Linked DNA regions of Homo sapiens: region 1 is linked to region 2. A link is an interaction called in ENCODE POLR2A ChIA-PET data of the cell type or tissue named here. Cell type or tissue: GM12878. All regions are shown on one strand. Links, peaks and the distances in the headings refer to the core of each region. The heading gives the core; the rest is flanking DNA. Region 1 overlaps INSR (insulin receptor). Region 2 has its middle 12 kb from the start of ARHGEF18.

Region 1 (8,435 bases), core at 3,436-8,435, 120 kb before region 2:
CTTCCTTCCTATCTGTTTCCTCAGCCTATCTTCCCTCTGGCCGTGTATTATTCACAAAGAGTTCTACAGGATACAAAGATAAAATTTAATGTACTTTCCTTAGCAACCGGAAAAAAAAAATCCCTGAAAAATTAAACAGCAGATACCCAAATAGAAACTTTGCTTTAGAAAAATGGGATTTGACCACACACACGTGCACAGGCCACACAAACCGTCATAACCTTGACCAGCTTAAGAGAACAATTCTCAAGCCAGTGAGAAAACAACAGCTGTGGCCGGGCGCAGTGGCTCACACCTGTAATCCCAGCACTTTGGGAGGCCCAGGCGGGTGGATCGCTTGAGCCCAGGAGCTCGAGACCAGCTTAGATAACATGGCAAAACCCTGTCTCGGCTAGGGGTACAAAAATTAGGCTGGGCGCAGTGGCTCACGCCTGTAATCCCAGCACTTTGGGAGGCCGAAGTGGGCGGATCACGAGGTCAGGAAATCGAGACCATCCTGGCCAACATGCGAAACCCCCTCTCTACTAAAAATACAAAAATTAGCTGGGCATGGTGGCGCGTGCCTGTAATCCCAGCTACTCGAGAGGCAGAAGCAGGAGAATCGCTTGAACAGGGGAGTTGGAAGTTGCAGTGAGCCAAGATGGCGCCACTGCATTCCAGCCTGGCAACAGAGCAAGACTCCATTAAAAAAAAAAATTAGCTGGGCATAGTGGCACATGCCTGTGATCCCAGCTACTCAGGAGGCTGAGGCATGGGAACTGCTTGAACCCAGGAGGCAGAGGTTGCAGTGAGCCAAGATTGTGCCACTGCATTCCAGCCTGGGCGACAGAGCAAGATTCCATCTCTAAATAAATAAATAAAATTAGCTGGGCATAGTGGCACACACCTGTGGTCCCAGCTACTCAGGAAGCTGAAGCAGGAGGATTGCTTGTGCCCAGAAGGTCAAGGCTGCAGTGAGCTGTGATCACACCACTGCACTCCAGGCTGGGTGACCAATGCATCGCTCTCACCTCTCTCCAGGCAGCCTGCAGAAGCCAGATATTTATTTGAAACCTCCAGCTTCTGCTCCTCATGTGTATGCAAACGTTGAGCTCAACTCCATAAAAGTCATGTTTTGTTTTGTTTTTTGTTTTGAGACAGGGTCTTTCTCTGTCACCCAGGCTGCCTATCACAGCTCTCTGCAGCCTCGACTTCCCAGGCTTAACTGATCCTCCTGCCTCAGCCTCTCGAGTAACTGGGATTATAGGCACACACCACCATGCCCAGCTAATTTTTTTTTTTTAGAGAAGGGGTCTTGCTATGCTGCCCAGGCTGGTCTCGAACTCCTGGATTCAAGCGATCCTCCCGTCTCAGCCTCCCAAAGTGCTGGGATTACAGGTGTGAGCCATGACGCCTGGCCAAAGTCATGTATTTTATTCCATAATAGATGTACATGAGGGTAAAAATAACACTTGACTAATGTACAGGTTGAAATACAGAACATTTGCACCACCCCCATCTTTGAATACTATTTCATCCACCCTACTCCAATTCCAAGAGCAATGTCGTGGGTGTCTTAGCAATCAAGGATAGCACCTCCAGAACAAAAACGCTGTGAAAGTCAAAGAGAAGTTCTGTTTATACTAACAAAGGGCTGGAAATGTCTATTGGTTGTGGGTTGAATAAGTAAATTCCAAATGAACGTGACCACAGAAGAAACAGAGATTCAAAATGACCCCCAAGAAGTATTACTAAGGGAGAACGCCAAGAGCCAGGCGCAGTGGCTCACACCCGTAATCTCAGCACTTTAGGAGGCCGAGGCGGGTGGATCACCTGAGGTCAGGAGTTTGAGACCAGCCTGATCAACATGGGAAAACCCCATCTCTACTAAAAATACAAAAATTAGTCAGGTGTGGTGGTGTGTGACTGTAATCCCAGTTGCTCGGGAAGCTGAGGCAGGAGAATCGCTTGAACCCAGGAGGTGGAGGTTGCAGTGAGCCGAGATTGAGCCATTGCACTGCAGCCTGGTCAACAGAGACTCTGTCTCAAAAAAAAAAAAAAAAAAGTAAACAAGAGTGTCTCCTCTCCATAAACAAATTAACAGGAGAAACTCAGCCCCACTAAAACACACACAAATTTAGGAAATTGACAAAAACCTAAGAGCTGAGAAAATATGGGTTCTGGAGTCTCAGTGTTTGGCATCAAGTCATGGCTCCACTTTCTCCTCGCTGTGCGACTCCTGGAGGGGAACCTAGTGTGCCTGGTCCTCAGTTTCCCTGTCTGTAGAATGGGCTGGGAAAAACTATGCAGATTCTTGGAACCAGGGTGACACAAGCAAGGCACTGGCCTCTGGCATAAAAGTTAAGGCGTGCCAAAACCGTCTTCAAGATAAGTTATATATATAAATATATATGTATATATGGAGAGAGAGAGACAGAGACAGAGAGACAGAGAGAGACAGAGTCTTACTCTGTGGCCCAGGCTGGAGTGCAGTGGTACAGTCTCAGCTCACTGCAGCCTCTGCCTCGCGGTTTCAAGCAATTCTCCTGCCTCTGCCTCCCAAGTAGCTGGGATTACAGCCACCCACCACCATGCCCAGCTAATTATTATATTTTTAGTAGAGACAGGGTTTCACCATGTTGGCGAGGCTGGTCTCTAACTCCTGACCTCAAGTGATCCGTCCTCCCAAAGTACTGGGATTACAGGTGTTGATCAAACTGTTCTTGATACAATCAGGTAATTCCAGAAAAATTGTCCCCTTGGGGCCTGCTTGTTAGTTGGCTGGTTTGTTTGAAAGAGGATCTCGCTCAGCTGCATGGGCTGGAGTGCAGTAGCAAGTCACAGCTCACTGCAGCCTCGACTTCCTGGGCTTAAGCGATTCTCCCACCTCAGCCTCCCATGTAGCTGCGACTACAGGTGCATGTCACCATGCCCAGCTAATTTTTATATTTGTAGTAGAAATAGGCTCTTTCTGTATTGCCCAGGCTGGTTTTGAACTCCTGGCCTCGAGAATTCCTCCCACCTTGGCCTCTCTAAGCACCAAGATGACAGGTGCGAGGGAGGCACTGCGCTGTCTTATTTAGCAATAAGCTACATTCCATTTTCAGGAGGTGACGCTGTCATCCCACTGCCAGTACAATCCAGGTAAGGATTTCACTCCATCCTCTGTGTTTTCCAAAGGAGCCGGTATTTGAAAAGGACGTGCATTCCACCAAGCATTCTTAACGACCTGGGCCTTTGGGGTCAGGTAAGTTCCAGATTTTATTATTAGTAACAAATTAAATTGACTAACAACAAAAGAAAAGTGCACCATCAATGACCCCTCAGGAACCAAAACATGCACAATCCCATTGACACAGGGACAGAGTAAACTGCTCAACAGCTGACTCTACTCCCACAGACTGAAAGCTGCAGGGTCAGGGCCGGCAGCCGCGGAGAAGGAAGCTGTCCCCGTCAACACGGTCTGGAACAATCCACAACGCTTATCAGGGGAGATACCACAGGCAAGAGGGAACGAAAACACTTCTTCTGCCAAATAGAGCTTTGGAGGGAATATCGGTTTGTCTGGGGCAGGACTGGGTCACGGGCTACACGCCTTCTCCTTGTATTCTCACGAATTCAACACCTGGTAATGCCGGGGCCGTTTCCCAAGTCACAGACTCAGACTCTGGGGTGGATAATTCCCCCATCACTGTTATCTTAAAGTAGGGTTTCTCAGCCTCAGGACTGGTGGTATTCAGAGTCGGATCTTCATCTGGGGAGGGGCCGTCTTGTACATTGCAGGGTGCTGAGCAGTATCCCTGGCCTCCACCCACTCCATGTCAGGAGCATCTCCCCCCACCCCGACGTGTGACAACCACAGATGTCCCCAGAAATATCCAGACCCACCCTAGGGTGAGAACCACTTGGTGAGCGAGACTCTTGCCAGAGCCAGAGGGAAATCATCAAAGCCGATGGGGCTGAAATGGTTAAGTTGGTCCATCTGTCTGTCTGTTCATCAGGCCCTGATTTATAGCTTTGGGGGCTCCAGCACCCCATTCCCCTGGCTTCCCCACAGTCACACTGCCATTCCCCATCATCCCCGGGACCCAAGCCCTGCGATTCCCGCTCAGCTCCCACCTAGCAGACACATGTTGAATCGAATGCCCATTCATCTGTCCAAGATTTGCTGAGGGTCTGCCATGTTTTGGAGGCGCTTCAATAGCGACAAGACATCGTGGACCTTGACCTCATGGTGCTTCCAGTCTAGCAGGCAGGCAGGCAGAATCAGAGAGAAAATTTTTCTTTAAATTTATTTTTGGGTTTTTTTGAGATGGAGTTTCACTCTTGTTGCCCAGGCTGGAGTGCAATGGCATGATCTCGGCTCACTGCAAGCTCTACCTCCCGGGTTCAAGCGATTCTCCTGCCTCAGCCTCCCAAGTAGTTGGGACTACAGGCACCCACCCCCACGTCCTGCTAATTTTTTGTATTTTTAGTAAAGACGGGGCTTCACCATGTTGGCCAGGCTGGTCTCGAACTCCTGACCTCAGGTGATCCACCAACCTCAGCCTCCCAAAGTGCTGGGATTACAGGTGTGAGCTACTGTGTCCAGCCAGAGAGAAAGTTCCATCTGCTTCTGTACCACCCTCTAGCAGCCCTCTCCAGCCCCGCCCCCTCAGTGAATTCCTACAGCACACAAGGATCCCAGGCCAGCAATTAGAGTCCTTTTTCAGCTCTGTTTAAAATGTGAGGCTTAGAATAACAGTGAAGATGCTTTAAACCACTACAGGGGGCCGGGCGCGGTGGCTCACGCCTGTAATCCCAGCACTTTGGGAGGCCGAAGTGGGCGGATCACGAGGTCAGGAGATCGAGACCATCCTGGCTAACACGGTGAAACCCTGTCTCTACTAAAAATACAAAAATTAGCTGGGCGTGGTGGAGCACGTCTGTAGTCCCAGCTACTTGGCAGGCTGAGGCAGGAGAATCGCTTGAACCCGGGAGGCGGAGGTTGCAGTGAGCCAAGATCGCACCATTGCACTCCAGCCTGGGCTACAGAGCGACTCCATCTCAAAAAAAAAAAAAAAAAACAAACAAAAAACCCTACAGGGCACTGCAGGAACCCACCCTCCATAAAGTATGCAAAGAATTATTATGCAGCATTCACTTCCCCTTTGCTTCTCTCCCCCAAGGAATGCTCAAGATAAATTCTCTCTTGCAGGTCCTTTATTTATCAAGCCAAACAGCATCTCAGAGGGATAATTTATGCAACAAAGGTTGCAAATCATTTGCACATCTTCAAAGTATTATTGTCCATAGCCCAGTGCATGAGCGCCTCTAATTGTCTACAAAGAAAAGCAACACCTTCAACAACTCACGTCCAGCAGAGAAAGACTTCAGACAGGAAAAGTCAAATCACAAGTTAAAAAGTCAGAACTGGCTGGGCACAGTGGCTCACGCCTGTCATCCCAGCCCTTTGGGAGGCTGAGGCTGGTGAGTCACGAAGTCAGGAGTTCGAGACCAGCCTGACCAACATGGTGAAACCCCATCTCTAGTAAAGATACAAAAAATTAGCCAGGCGTGGTGGTGCACGCCTGCAATCTCAGCTACGCGGGAGGGCTGAGGCAGGAGAATCGCTTGAACCCGGGAGGCAGAGGTTTCAGTGAGCAGAGATTGTGCCATTGCACTCCAGGCTAGGTGACAGGGCAAGACTTTGTCTCAAAAAAAAAAAGGAAATGGGATACAGACACTTTAACTTCCCAAAACCCAGACAGGTTGGCTGTTAGCAACCTGGGCGAGAAGTCTATGAACCAGCTTCACAATAAATGCCTTTTAAGGATGGCTATGTGATGAAGGTGTTTTCTCTTTGTGATTAAACGCCTTACTCATCTGAAGGGGGAAATTCCATTTAAGAAGTGAACCAGGTATGAGAAGAGACATTTTCCCCAGAGGGAGGCAATGACCTCTTTCCTCCCTGGGGCTCGGAACTTGTTTCTTCACACGTCCTCCCAGAACTCTAGTTCTTATTCCCCCCTGTGCTGGCCCTCCATAAACATTTGCTGAACAAATAAACCCATGATGGAAGGCAAGAGAAACTTCAAGACAAGACGGCTAGGCCGCCGACTGCCTAACTGGAGGGAACCAGATGTTAGCATTAAAGTTAAAAGTTAAAAGCCTTCCCAAGGTCACCAAGCGAGGTCTCTCTAACCTGGCCTGAGGTCCTCATTCTTCTCTACCCTGTTTACCCAGGATGGAAAAATGACATTCTCTGCTGGTGGGCTGGTTGTCCACGTGAGAGATTTCAACACAGCGTTTGGAGGTTTTAAACCTCTATCATCGCTGCAGCCCAAGGAACAAAATCAGGGGCCAGGTATGCATTAGGGGATTTGCAAATGCTGTCTTATTTCATCCACTCAATGACCATAGAGGAAGATATGATGATGACTTATCCCTCTTTTTATAGATGAGGAAACAGAGATGTTCAGTAGTTCCAAAGTTCCTTCCCTTCCCTTTTTTTCTTCCCTCCCTCCCTCCTCCCTCCCCTCCCTCCCTTTCCTTCCTTCCCTCCCTCCTTCCTTCCTTCTTCCCTCCGTCCCCACCTCCTTCCTTCCTTCCTTGTTCCCTCCCTTTTTTTTCCTTCCTTCCTTCCCCTCTCCCTCCCTCCTTTCTTCCTTCCTTCTTCCCTGTCTTCCCAGCTTCTTTCTTTCTTCAGGGTCTGCTTCTGTTGCCCAGGCTGGAGTGCAGTGGTGCAATCATAGCTCACTACAGCCTCGACCCCTGGGCTCAATGGATCTTCCTGCCTCAGCCTCCCGAGTAGCTGGGGCTACAGGCACACGCCACTGTGCCTGGCTAAATTTTTATTTTTTGTAGACAAAGGTCATACAGCAAAGAAGTGGAAGAACTAGGATTCGAACCCAGGACCATGGGCTCTGAGTCTGTGCTTGTTCATGGAAGCACCAGCCAGTTCAGACACTCCCAGGCCTTGCCCAGATGGTCAAATGCTTCAAACAAGGACACCAGGGAAGGTCACTGTTCCTCGTATTTATGCCCCTTGTGTCACTGTCTATATCTGGGGTTAAGAATCACTCCAAAAACACCACAATGATCTCCCAGACTCTCAATTCCAGCAGAGCAGACAGCCGTCCCCACCACCACCCCCTCCACCCACTCAGTCCTCTCTCGGTTCCACTTCAGGATGACTCGAAAGACAGAAAAAGACTCAAAGCAAAATGCCTAAAGCTTGGAAACGCCAGCAGCCCCTGAAAACTACCGAGCTTCCTTTTCCTGTATTTATTTATTTATTTATTTATTTTTTTGAGATGGAGTCTTGCTCTGTCACCCAGGCTGGAGTGCAGTGGCATGATCTTGGCTCACTGCAACCTTCGCCTCCCGGGTTCAAGTGATTCTCCTGCCTCAGTCTCCCGAGTAGCTTGAATTACAGGCGCATGCCACCACGCCTGGCTAATTTTTGTAATTTTTAGTAGAGACAGGGTTTTACCATGTTGGCCTGGCTGGTCTCAAACTCCTGACCTCAGGTGATCCACTCACCTTGGCCTCCCAAAGTGCTGGGATTACAGGCGTGAGCCACCACACCCAACCCTGAGTCTCCTTTTCTGATAACATCCTTCATTTCTGCTTCCTTCTGCTTCCTTCTCTGAACATATTCGAATCACAAAGCCCCAGCTCTGTTGGGAAATTCCGACGGGAATTGAAACAGGTTCCTAATCTCATGGTCTCACCTGAGGGAAAAGTGGCTAAGAAGATGGAAGCAGGCTGGGCACGGTGGCTCACGCCTATAATCCCAGCACTTTGGGAGGCCAAGGTGAGTGGACCACCTGAGGTCAGGAGTTCTAGATCAGCCTGACCAACATGGTGAAACCCCGTCTCTACTAAAAGTACAAAAAATTAGCCAGGTGTGGTGGCGTGCACCTGTAATCCCAGCTACTTGGGAGGCTGAGTCAAGAGAATTGCTTAAACCCAGGAGGCAGAGGTTGCAGTGAGCTGAGATCGTGCCATTGCACTCCAGCCTGGGCAAGAGAGCAAGACTCTGTCTCAAAGACAAAAAGAAGATGGATGTAACTGACTGTGCCTCTGAAATCCTAAACAGAATATTACATGGCGTCTTGGACCTCCGTGATGTTATGCGGTACAAATGAGACGGCCCCTGAACTCCCACTGTGTACCAGGAGTTGGGGAGAGGTGCATAGTAGCAGGACAGACATCCAGAGGGTAACAGGGAACCACGGGGGATGTCCCCGGGCTCTGGGTTCGAAAATGCAGGCCCCTTGTATCCAGGGGGTCTGGGAAGGAACAAATTGCCACGGTGTAATGGAGCCACTGCAGGTGTCCCCAGAAGCCACAGCAAGGCCATCAGGATGCTGGGGCCCCGTATCCACCTCTCACCAAGGCCCTGCTCTGACTCCTGTTGGCCCCTGGCTAGAGACCCGCCCAGAGGGGGTTTCCAGGCCCAGGTGCTGGGT
Region 2 (12,182 bases), core at 4,058-9,057:
CACCATCATTACTGTCACCATCACCATCTCCACCACTATAATCACCAACATCACCAACATCAATATCACCATCATTGTCATCACCATCATCACCATCACCATTGCCATCTCCATCATCATCATCACCATCATCATCACCACTGTCATCACCACCATCACCATTACCGTCACCATCACCATTTCCATCATTATAATCATCAACATCAATATCACCATCATTGTCATCACCATCATGATCACCACCATCATCACCACCATCATCACTATGATCACCATCATCATCTTCATTATCATCATCACCACCATCATCATATCACCATTATCATCTCCACTGCCATTATCACCATCGCCACAGTCAATATCATCATCATTGTCATCACCGCCATCATCATTACTATCACCGTCATCATCTCCATCACCATTATCACCAGCATCATCACCATCAACACCATCGTCATTATCACCATCATCATCACCACCATTATAATCATCATCAATATCACCATCACCATCATAATCACCATCATTATTACCACTGCCATTATCATAATCATTATCATCACTGTGGATTACTATCATCATCACCATCATTAACTTCATCATCACCATCATCACTATCATAATCATCAATATCATCACCATCACCATTATCACCATCACCACCACCAACATCATTATTATAATTATCATTCTTGTTGCTGTTATTATGTTCTGTCATTAAGTTCATAATGATCCAGTTTGTGATAAGATGACACACTAGTGTGGGCTGCTAGCTTACTCCCTACAAAACGAACACAGGAGAGAGAGGGAAGCAAGGCATTGAGGGATTAATATAAAAACCATGAGAAACCCTGCTGGTGAACAGGTGCATGTGTCTGGGGGGCCACAGTAGATCATAGGACAGGAGGGAGGTGGGAAAAAGGAGATTTACATTCCGTTTGTGCCTTTCCCCTTTATTGTCCTGGGAGGGTCAGTGTTTGTTCCATGTCTCAGGTGGGATTCTTTGGAAGCAGACACAGAAAAAGAGTTTTAGGTGCAAGATATTTATTAGAGGCCAACACCTATGAAAGGAAGGGAGAGGAAGCAGAATCATCAGAGAGGGAAATCACAGTGCATGGTAGATTCTCAACAAAGATGGTTGAACGAATAAATACTTGAACTAATGGAGTTATATGCCCAGAGTGGGGCAGTTAACTTCCATTTCTTCCTTCCATGAAGGTTTTTTTAGGTGTGCACTTAATAATAAATAATAGTGAATATCATTTGAGTGCACACACACCAGACACTGTTTTCTAAGTACTTTACATGGGTTTGCTCTGAAGTAGGAATGATTATCATTGGCCAGGCGCAGTGACTCACACCTGTAATCCCAGCTCTTTGGGAGGCCAAGGTGGGTGGATCACTTGAGTCCAGGAGTTCAAGACCAGCCTGGCCAACATGGTGAAAAAATACAAAAAAATAGCCAGGCAGGGTGGTACATGCCTGTAATCCCAGCTACTTGAGAGGCTGAGGCACAAGAATCGCTTAAACCCAGGGAGTGGAGTTTGCAGTGAGCCAAGGTCGAGCCACTGCACTCCAGCCTGGGCAACAGAGCGAGACTCTGTCTCAAAAAAAAAAAAAGGCTGGGTGCAGTGGCTCACGCCTATAATCCCAGCACTTTGGGAGGCCAAGAAGGGCAGATCACTTGAGGTCAGGAGTTCAAGACCAGCCTGGCCAACATGGTGAAACCCTGTCTCTACTAAAAATACAAAAATTTAGCTAGGCGTGGTGGCATATGCCTGTAATTCCAGCTACTCGGGAGGCTGAGGCGAATGGCATGAACCCGGGAGGCAGAGCTTGCAGTGAGCTGAGATCGCCCCACTGCACTCCAGCCTGGGCGACAGAGCGAGACTCCCTCTCAAAAAAAAAGAAAAAAAAGAAAGAAATTAGCCAGGCATGGTGGCTCATGCCTATAATCCCAGCTACTCAGGAGGCTGGGGCAGGAGAATCACTTGAACCTGGGAGGTGGAGGTTATAGTGAGCTGAGATCACGCCATTGCACTTCAGCCTGGGCAACAAGAGCCAGACTCTGTTTAAAAAAAAAAAAATATCATCATACCCAGTGAATACATCAGACAAAGGAGGCACAGATGTTAAGCAACTTTCCCACATGAGTGGTAAGTAGAGGAGCATGGAACGTGGCTGGAAATAAACTGGACAGGTTCCTGATTGTACAAGTTTCCGTTCCAGCTGCAGAGAGAGAACAATGAATAAATCCCAGTAACAATGAATAAAGTCAAGAAGTGTCATGAGAGTAGAATAAAGAAAGTAGAGGGGTGGGGGGCATGTGGAGGGAGGCCTGCCTGAGGTGACTTGTGACTTCAAGTCTAGAGAATGAGAAGGGGCCATCCGTGAAGATCCCGGAAGCAGAGGGGACCTGGAAGAGAGAACGCTGAGCAGAGAGAACAGCATGTGCAAAGTCCCGGAGGCTGGAGAGAGGTCTGTCTGAAGGACGAAAAGGCAGCCTGTGTGTTCGATTTGTTGGGAGGAAGATATAAAGCAGTGTTCATAACTTCTTAGTCCTGGGCCTGGCACTCAGCCCACACTGACTAAATGCAACAATTGTTACAACTTCATTCTAAGAGGTGGGCGCCTCCGTAGCTGCCCTCTGGGGCTAAGCTTTGGGAAGTCCCCTAGCCTTCGGATGTGAATCGTCTGCCGTGGGAACCTCTCCCAGGTCTGGCTCAGGAAAGCTTGGGAAGGTCCTAACCGGTCAGCGAGTCATTCTTTCTCACGTCCTCAAACACAGCCCTGGGGTCACCCCCACCTACCTTCCAGGAAGAGGGCTGGGGATTCAGCACCCCTCCCATTCTCCTAAGAAACCTCTGTCAGATGACAGCTGACTGCTTTTTTTTTTTTTTAAACACAATAGTCACATTGGAGAAGGGAAAAACTAAAAAAAAAGAAAGTGCTCAAAAGTCATTTTTATCCAAAATATTTGTATGTATTAACTATATATTTTATGCACACTGCAATGACTGCTGCTCAAGGCAGGGTTCTTAAGAAACTGAAGGGCCAGTCATGGTAGTTCACCACTGTAACCCCAGCACTTTGGGAGGCCGAGGCAGGTGGATCACTTGAGGTCAGGAGTTCAAGACCAGCCTGATCAACATGGTGAAACCCCGTCTCTACTAAAAATACAAAAATTAGCCAGGCGTGGTGGTGCGCACCTGTAATCCCAGCCACTAGGGAGGCTGAGGTGGGAGGATCGCTTGAGGCTGGGAGGCAGAGGCTGCAGTGAGCTGAGATCATGCTACTGCACTCCAGCCTGGGCAACAGAATGAGACCTTGTCTCAAAAAAAGAAAAAGAAAGAAAGAAAGAAACTGAGGCCATTTATATTTTAATGGATGTTTGTGCCTGCTAGGGGTAGAAACCCCTGAATGGTGGAGCGAAGGCATTTAAACTGAACTCCCCACTGTGGGAAGCATCACAAGACCCAAGTCCCGGGCTGTGAGGTTGGGGAAGGGCTATTCTGGTTGACCTGAAAATATGACTGCAATTTTGTCTGATTTTGTTAGGAAGTGGAATCTACCTCTCAGCCCTTGAATCTGGGTTGGTTTTGTGATTTTATGAATTGGTTTGACTGGTAGAACCTGTGTTGTATGAATGACAGCCTGGGAGATAGGAAAGGAGTGTTGGGGAGGGAGAGAGGCAGAGAGAGGGAGATAGATAGATAGAATTATAGATAGATGGATGCATAGATGATGATGATGATAGATAGATAGATAGATAGATAGATAGATAGATAGATAGATAGATAGATAGATAGATAGACAGACAGACAGACAGAGCCAGGCACAGTGGCTCAGGCCTGTAATCCTTTGGGAGGCAAAGGTGGGAGAATCCCTTGAGTCCAGGAGTTTGAGACCAGTCTGGGCAACATAGTGAGAACCTGTCCCTACAAAAAAATAAAAAATTAGCTGTGTGTGGTGGTATGCATCTGTGGTCTCAGCTACTTGAGAGGCTGAGGTGGGAGGATAACTTAAGCTTGAAAGGTTGAGGCTACACTAGGCTATGATGGCACCACTGCACTCAGCCTGGGCAAGACAGCGCAAGACCCTGTCTCAAAAAAAAAAATAGATACATACTACGTAGATAGATATATAGATAGTTAGAGTCGTAGGTAGATGGATGGATGGATGGATGGATGGATGGATGATGTATTCGTCCATTCTCATATTGCTATAAAGAAATACCTGAGACTGGGTAATTTATAAAGAAAAGAGGTTTAACTGGCTCACGGTTCTGCAGGCTGTACAGGAAGCAGGGTGCTGGCTTCTGGGGCGACCTCAGGGAACTTACAATCATGGCAGAAGGTGAAGAAGGAGCAGGCACGTCTTACATGGCAGGAACAGGAGCAAGAGAGAGTGAGGGGAGGGGAGAGGTGTCACACACTTTTAAATGACAGAGTCTCACGAGAACTTATTGTCACACTGTCACAAGAATAGCACAAAGGGGATGGTGTTAAAGCCAGAGATCCTCAACCTTTTTGGCACCAGGGACCAGTTTCATGGAAGACAGTTGGAAGGTGGCGGTTCCAGGATGATTCAAGAACATTACATTTACTGTGCACTATGATGCACTGTTGTTATATTATTACCACATTGTAATACATAATGAAATTATTATACAACTAGGCCGGACCCAAGGCGGCTCATGCCTGTAATCCCAGCACTGTGGGAGGCTGAGGCGGGCAGATCTCTTGAGGCCAGGAGTGTGAGACTAGCCTGGCCAACATGGTGAAACCCTGTTTCTACTAAAAAAAAAAAAAAAAAAAAAAAAAAAAAATTAGCCGGGCACAGTGGTGCAAGCCTACAGTCCTAGCTACCCAGGAGTTTGAGGCGGGAGAATCACTTGAACCCTGGAGGCGGAGGTGGCCGTGAGCTGAGATGGTGCCACTGCGCTCCAGCCTGGGTGACAGAGTGAGACGCTGTCTCAAAAATAAACGTATAAATAAAATAAAGACGACTCAGAAAACAAAATGGGGGAGGTATGGAGGGGAGCAGAGAGATAGAGAGAGGTGAAGTCCCTTGAGGGAGTACTGTTTGAGCAGACTAAAGGATAAAGAGCCAGATGTGCCTCCAGGGTGACATCCACACACCTGTCCAGATGACAAACACAGGTTCTCAGCCCCCACCGTCCACCTAGGATTCCTGAGCCCTCTCCTGCTGACACCTGGCAGGGTGCTGAGCCCATGAGCTCATGGGAAGAGAGGAGCCCATAGCCATGACCCCTTGCCCACCCGCTGGACACCCTGCCCTTCCTCTGGGGTTCCCAGATGCCCTGGCACAGTGCTACCTGGAGGAAAAGGAAGAGCGTCAGCCGGGGGCAGCCTCTGCCTTGCGGGCCAGCTGCTGGGATGGGAGACCTCCTTCCCAGCCCTCCCCCTTCCAGGGCAACCAGAGGAGCAGCTGGAAAGTTCCAGGCTCAGGAAATGCAAATAGATGAATGGAGGGAAGTGGACAGGGACACTACACCCATAGACTTGAGGCTGTCAGTCAAAAGTGCTGACCCTGGAGCCTGTCCCAGACCCTGTCCGCTGGGGAGTCAGGCTGAGAGCTGGGTGGCATTCTCGCTCCCCATCCACCCATATCTACACAAAGTCCAGCTCATTTTGCCTCTCGAATTCCCCCCCGAGTCACCCACTTTTCTCCCTCCTATGGCTGGGCCACTGTCCTGTCTTCCTGAATGACAGCATTGCCACCTTGCCAGCTTCCAGGATTATACCCTCTAACCATTCCTTCCATGCCCAGTTAAAGGGAGCTTTCTGAAACAAAGAGCAGACTTTGCCTCCCCTCCGCATAAAACTTCCCATGTCTCCCCATTGCCTTAGGGATAAAAGCTAAAGCTATGCCATTGGACCCAGACACAATGGCCTCTGTCTCTAGCTTCCCCCATTATAGCCACTTTCCCCTTTGGTTCTCCTTGCTGTGGATGAGTGCAATCACCTGTGGCCCTGTGCTTGTCCCAGGTCCTTCACATCCTTCAGGTATGTGCTGGGCACTGCTTCCTGAGGAAGCCTCCCTGGACTTCCAAGTCTGGGGCTCAGGGGCTGCTCACCTGGGCTCCAACTATCACACCTGCCATATTGCTTTGTGCTTACTGAATAATGCAGTGTGGGAAGGGAACTGCTGTGGCATGGCCCTGTGTGCCCTGATGAGTCTTCTGCAGGTGCAAGTGGTGAGCAGAGGTTGTCCACTGCACCATCTGTGTGAGTTCAGGTCACTGGCAGAGACAGGCAGGGTTAGCAATACGGGTGCCCGGCCCCTCGGCCAACGTGCCTAACACAGGTTCCCAGAGGCTGTGTCTCTCAACATGCCGTTAACAAAGCAGATGTTCTAAGGGGTTCTGCATGCTGCAGCCTCTGGGGGACAGTGTGTCACAGAGCCTTGCCTCACTGAGCCTCAGCTTCCTCATCTACAGAACGGGGCCAATAAAGCCAACAGGGCCTTCCTCCTTGGATGGTTGTGAAGATTGCATGAGATTAAATAAACTACATAGAAAGTGCTCAGAGAGGGGTGACCCCTCTTTTATGATTCATAACCAGTGCCAGAAGCCACGCCAGGACACATCTTGCCATTGGAAGTATGTAAAGTAATGGCACTGTGCTTCTGTGGACATCTCATTACGAGAATGTTCAGTTCTTGGGTTATATTAAGATGCGGTTTTCCTGTTGAAGCCTCTAAAGTCCCTTGTGGTTTCTCTGGGGTCCAACAGCCTGGATGCGAAAAAGAAAGAGCCCAGCCTGCTGCCCCACCCCGTGTTACTATGAGAATTGGGGAACCAGCCCCTGGGGACACAGATGCTATCACAAAGAGTCCCTGAATTGGCTTGCCACATTTAACGGATAAATATATAAGATACTCAGGTTCCTATATTTGATCTGGCAACCCTATTTCCAGAAGTGTGCTAGGTACTCTCACTTGTCTGAATAAGTAACATCTACTGCATATATATAGATCTATTTTTCTTTTTCTTTTCTTTTCTTTTTTTGAGACAGGATCTCACTCTATTGTCCAGGCTGGAGTGCAGTGGGGCAATCATAGCTCACTGCAGTGTCCACCTCCCAGGCTTAAAGGATCCTCCCATCTCAGTCTCCTGAGTAGCTAGGTCAACAGGTGGGCACCACCATGCCTGGCTAATTTCTAAATTTTTTGTAGAGACAGGATCTTGCTATGCTGCCCAGGCTGATCTTGAACTCCCGGGCTGAATTGATTCTCCTGCCTCAGCCTCCCAAAGTGCTGGGATTACAAGCATGAGCCACTGTGCCCAGCCTAATTATCTAATCTAAGCTTTTTGCCTACACACACACACACACACACACACACACACACACACACACACACGGAGAGAGAGAGACAGAGACAGAGAGGGAGAGAACTGAAAGAGGACCAAAAGAAGAATAAAGAAGAACAGTCCAGCTGGGTGCAGTGGCTCATGCCTGTAATCCCAGCACTTTGAGAGGCCGAGGCTGGAGGATCACTTGAGGTCAGGAGTTTGAGACCAGCCTGGCCAACACGGCGAAACCCCGTCTCTACTAAAAACACAAAAATTAGCTGGGCATGGTGGCATGCGCCTGTAATTCCAGCTACTCAGGAAGCTGAGGCAGGAGAATCACTTGAACCAGGGAGGCAGAGGTTGCAGTGAGCCGAGATCGTGCTATTGCACTTCAGCCTGGGTGACAGACGAAGACTCTATCACAAAAAAAGAAAAGACAAAAGAAACAGTTAAAATGTTTCTTACAACGCTAAATATACATTTGTCATAGCACCCAGAAATTCTATTCCTATGTATTTTACCAAGATAAATGAAAGCATATTCACATTGAAGTCTTGACATAAATGTTTGTAGTGATATTATTCATAATTGCCAAGAAAATATACAATTTGGCCGGGTGCAGTGGCTCACGCCTGTAATCCCAGCACTTTGGGAGGCCAAGGTGGGAGGACCACGAGGTCAAGAGATTGAGACCATCCTGGCCAACATGGTGAAAACCTGTCTTTAAAAATACAAAAATTAACTGGGCGTGGTGGCACGCACTTGTAGTCCCAGCTACTCGGGAGGCTGAGGCAGGAGAATCGCTTGAATCTGGGAGGCAGAGGTTGCAGTGAGCCGAGATTGTGCCACTGCTGGGAGACAGAGACTCCCTCTCAAAGAAAAATAAAAAAGAAAGAAAGAAAAAGAAATGCCACTTGAGGTGGCCACCTGTTGTCCAGCTACTCAGGAGGCTAAGGTGGGAAGATCGCTTAAGCCCCTGAGAGGTTGAGGTTACCGTGGGCTGAAATTGTGCCATTGCACTCCAGCCTGGGTGACAGAGGGAGACCCTGTCCCCCGACCCCCCCAAAAAAAAGAAGAAAGAAAAGAAAAGAAAAAAGAAAATATTAGAAATCATGTAGACAAATTAAGACTGTAGAATTTCATAAATACATGTTCTAATTTCCAATATAATTTCAACTACAGTAAGATGATAATCAGATACATTCCTTTTGGTGGTTGCTATTGCCGCACTCTTAGATATGAAGTGAACAGCTCCCTGAAATTCGCACTCTCTGGGCTTCTGGGAACTATATTTTCATCATTCTTTGGCTCCCGTCTGTGCTTTTCTGAGACATGCCTGTTCACACCCTTTCTTTCTCTTTTTTTCTTTTCTTGCTTTTTCTTCTTCTTTTTTTTTTTTTGAGACAGAGTCTCCCTCTGTTGCCCAGGCTGGAGTGCAATGGCGCGATCTCAGCTCACTGACGCAACCTCTGCCTCCCAGGTTCAAGCGATTCTCCTGCCTCAGCCTCCCAAGTAGCTGGGTCTGTAGGTGCCCACCACCTGCCCAGCTAATTTTCACCATGTTGGCCAGTCTGGTCTCGAACTCCTGACCTCAACTGATCCACCTGCCTCAGCCTCCCAAAGTGCTGGGATTACAGGCATGAGCCACCAAGCCCGGCCCCAAATTCTTAATTTTCTATTTCTGTTGTGTTTTTTTCTTATCAATGTGTGAAATCTCTTTGCATATAAAGGTACCAACCCTTCTCAGGCAACCAATTCATCTTTCTTTATTGCTTTTGTATATACTTCCCTGATAATTTATAAAATTATTCTGTTAGTTATATTTATTTTTATTATAAGATTTTTAACAGATGTTTATATAGTTTTTTGTTTGTTTCGTTTTGTTTTGTTCTGTTTTGTTTTTGAGACAGGGTCTTGTTCTGTCACCCAGGCTGGAGTGTGGTGGTGAGATCTCAGCTCACTGAAACCTCTGCCACCAGGGTTCAAGTGATTCTCCTGCCTCAGCCTTCCGAGTAGCTGCAATTATAGGTGCCCACCACCACACCCAGTTAATTTTTGTATTTTTAGTAGAGACAAGGTTTCTGCATGTTGGCCAGGCTGGTCTCTAACTCCTGGCCTCAAGTGATCCACCTGCCTCAGCCTCCCCAAGTGCTGGGATTACAGGCATCAGCCACTGCACCCGGCCACGTTTATATAGATTTTTATGTATTAAGTATTTCTGTGGTTTCATTCATAGCTTCTGGGTTTTCTGTCTTAGTTAAAACACACACACAACAATTTCAAAAAAAGCATGTTTTCAACCCTCAATTGTAAAAATAGCCTTGTAAATTCCTTCTATGATCTGTATTGGTTTATTGTTCACATTTCATCTTTAACCCAACTGAAATTATGTTGTTTTCTGCAGCACAGGAATATTTCACTCTGCCACGTCTCTGTCAAAAGTGGGAGAAAAGGCCAGGTGTGGTGACTCACATTTGTAATCCCGGCACTTTGGGAGGCCGAGGAGGAAGGATCACTTGAGGCCAGGAGTTTGAGACCAGCCTGGCCAACACAGTGAGACTACTCCAAGAAAAAAATAAGCGTGGTAGAAGGAAGGGCAAACCCGTGTCTCACACCCCATGGCCCTCACTAACTCAGGCTGCTGCCTGGCCCCTGTAAGCCTTCCGGCTTTCCACAAGGGTCGGTTTTTTTTCCTGTTTTGCTTTCTGTGGTCTTTCTGGCCAGAGGAGAAGCCATGGGGAAGTGCTGCCCCCACGTGGCCATCTCCATGATAGCAGCTAAGGCTGGAAGAAAAAGGCTTTTTGTTGTTGTTGTTTGAGATGGAGTCACTAGGCTGGATTGCAGTGGTACGATCTTGGCTCACTGCTATCTCTGGCTCCCAGGTTCAAGCGATTCTCCTGCCTCAGTCTCCCGAGTAGCTGAGACTACAGGCGTGTGCTACCATGCCCGGCTAATTTTTGGATTTTTAATAGAGACGGGGTTTCACCATATTGGCCAGGCTGGCCTTGAACTCCTGACCTCACGATCCGCCTGCCTCGGCCTCCCAGAGTGCTAGGATTACAGGCATGAGCCACCGCACCTGGCCAAGGCATCTTTTAAAGCTGAAAGCAAAATAGGTTCACAGGCCCCTGCTTAAAACCCTCCAGGGGCGGCTGATGCCTGTAATTCCAGCATTTTGGGAGGCCGAGGTGGGAGGATCACTTGAGCCCAGGAGTTTGAGATCAGCCTGAGCAATATAGCGAGACCCTGTCTCTACAAAAAATAAAATAAGGCCGGGCAGGGTGACTCATGCCTGTAATCCCAGCACTTTGGGAAGCCGAGGTGGGTGGATCACCTGAGGTCAAGAGTTCAAAACCAGCCTGACCAACATGGTGAAACCCCATCTCCACTAAAAATACAAAAAAAAAAAAAAATTAGCCACGTATTGTGGTACATGCCTGTAATCCCAGCTACTTGGGAGGCTGAGGCAGGAGAATCTCTTGAACCCAGGAGCCGGAGGTTGCAATGAGCCAAGACTGCGCCATTGCACTCCAGACTGGGCAATAGGGTAAGACTCTGTCTCAAAAGGACAAAAATAAAATAAAATAGCAAGGCGCGGTGTTGTATGCCTGTGGTCGCAGCTACTCCAGAGGATGAGGAGGGAGGCTGGCTTGAGCTTGGGAAGTCGAGGCTGCAGTGAGCTATGATCACACCACTGTACTCCAGCCTGGGTGACAGAATGAGACCCTGTCTCTCAGAAAACAAGAATAAAAACTTTATTTACAAAAGTAAGCATTGGGTTAAACTTGGCCTAAAGGTTATACTTTGCTGACCTGTGTTCTATTGCATATATTCTGCTGGACGTGATGGCTCACATCTGCAATCTCAGCACTTTGGGAGGCCGAGGCAGGTGGATCACTTGAGGCCAGGAGTTTGAGGTCAGTCTGGCCAACATGGTGAAACTCTGTTTCTACTAAATATACAAAAATTATCCAGGTGTGGTGGCACATGCCTATAATCCCCAGCTATTCGGGCGGCTGAGGCAGGAGAATCGCTTGAACCCGGGATGCGGAGGTTGCAGTGCAGTGAGCCGAGATCACGCCACTGCACTCCAGCCTGGGAAACACAGTGAGACTCTGTCTCAGAAACAAACAAACAACACCACAAAAGAAGAAGGAAGGAAGGAAGGAAGGAAGGAAGGAAGGAAAAAAAATCTCTCCAGCGGTACATACCCAAATGTTGAAAGCAGGGACTCAAAACAAATGTTTATACACCCATGTTCTTTTTTTTTTTTTTTTGAGATGGAGTCTCGCTCTGTCGCCCAGGCTGGAGTGCAGTGGCGCGATCTCGGCTCACTGCAACCTCCGCCTCCCGGGTTCAAGCAATTCTCCTGCCTTAGCCTCCCAAGTAGCTGGGACTACAGGCGAGCGCCACCACGCCCAGCTAATTTTTGTACTTTTAGTAGAGACGGGGTTTCACCATGTTGGCCAGAATGGTCTCGATCTCTTGACCTCGTGATCCACCCGCCTTGGCCTCCCAAAGTGCTGGGATTACAGGCGTGAGCCACCACGCCCAGCCTATACACCCATGTTCTTAGCAGCATGATTCACAATTACCAAAAGATAGAAATAACCCAATTATCCACCAATGGAATATGATTCAGATGCAAAAAGAAGGAAATTCTGACACCTGCTGACATGGATGGACCTTAAAGACATTACGCTGGGTGAAAGAAACCAGGCACAGTAGGACAAATCCTGTGTGATTCCACTTATAGGAGGTCCCTACCGTCACTAGATTGACAGAGACAGAAAGCAGAATGGTGGGTGCCAGGGGCTGGGGAGGGAGATGGGGAGCGAGGGTTTCATGGGGACAGAGTTTCAGT

Evidence for each region. ChIA-PET counts read pairs that join two places held together with the same protein. Peaks named below come from ENCODE experiments on the same cell type or tissue, not always from the same donor. Only the 100,000 strongest peaks of a DNase experiment are listed, where the experiment ranks them.
Region 1: POLR2A ChIA-PET joins it to region 2 with 6 read pairs; 3 of 35 experiments call an interaction of 5 or more read pairs at or near these places.

The regions. Positions count from the first base shown.
Region 1 is chr19:7,208,315-7,216,749 of GRCh38, forward strand. The region is part of intron 2 of INSR (insulin receptor); the gene reads right to left. Among named protein-coding and RNA genes, the nearest start is that of INSR, 82 kb to the right of the region's middle. RefSeq lists enhancers at 4,252-4,798, 4,799-5,344. In GM12878, for the core only: a CTCF peak has its summit at 5,293; a DNase peak (open chromatin) is centred at 5,855; H3K27ac peaks cover 3,137 bases.
Region 2 is chr19:7,331,201-7,343,382 of GRCh38, forward strand. No RefSeq gene overlaps it. Among named protein-coding and RNA genes, the nearest start is that of ARHGEF18, 12 kb to the right of the region's middle. RefSeq lists enhancers at 2,607-2,706, 6,461-6,570, 9,972-10,081, 10,142-10,211. In GM12878, for the core only: a CTCF peak has its summit at 6,398; a DNase peak (open chromatin) is centred at 6,651; H3K4me3 peaks cover 258 bases; H3K27ac peaks cover 3,438 bases.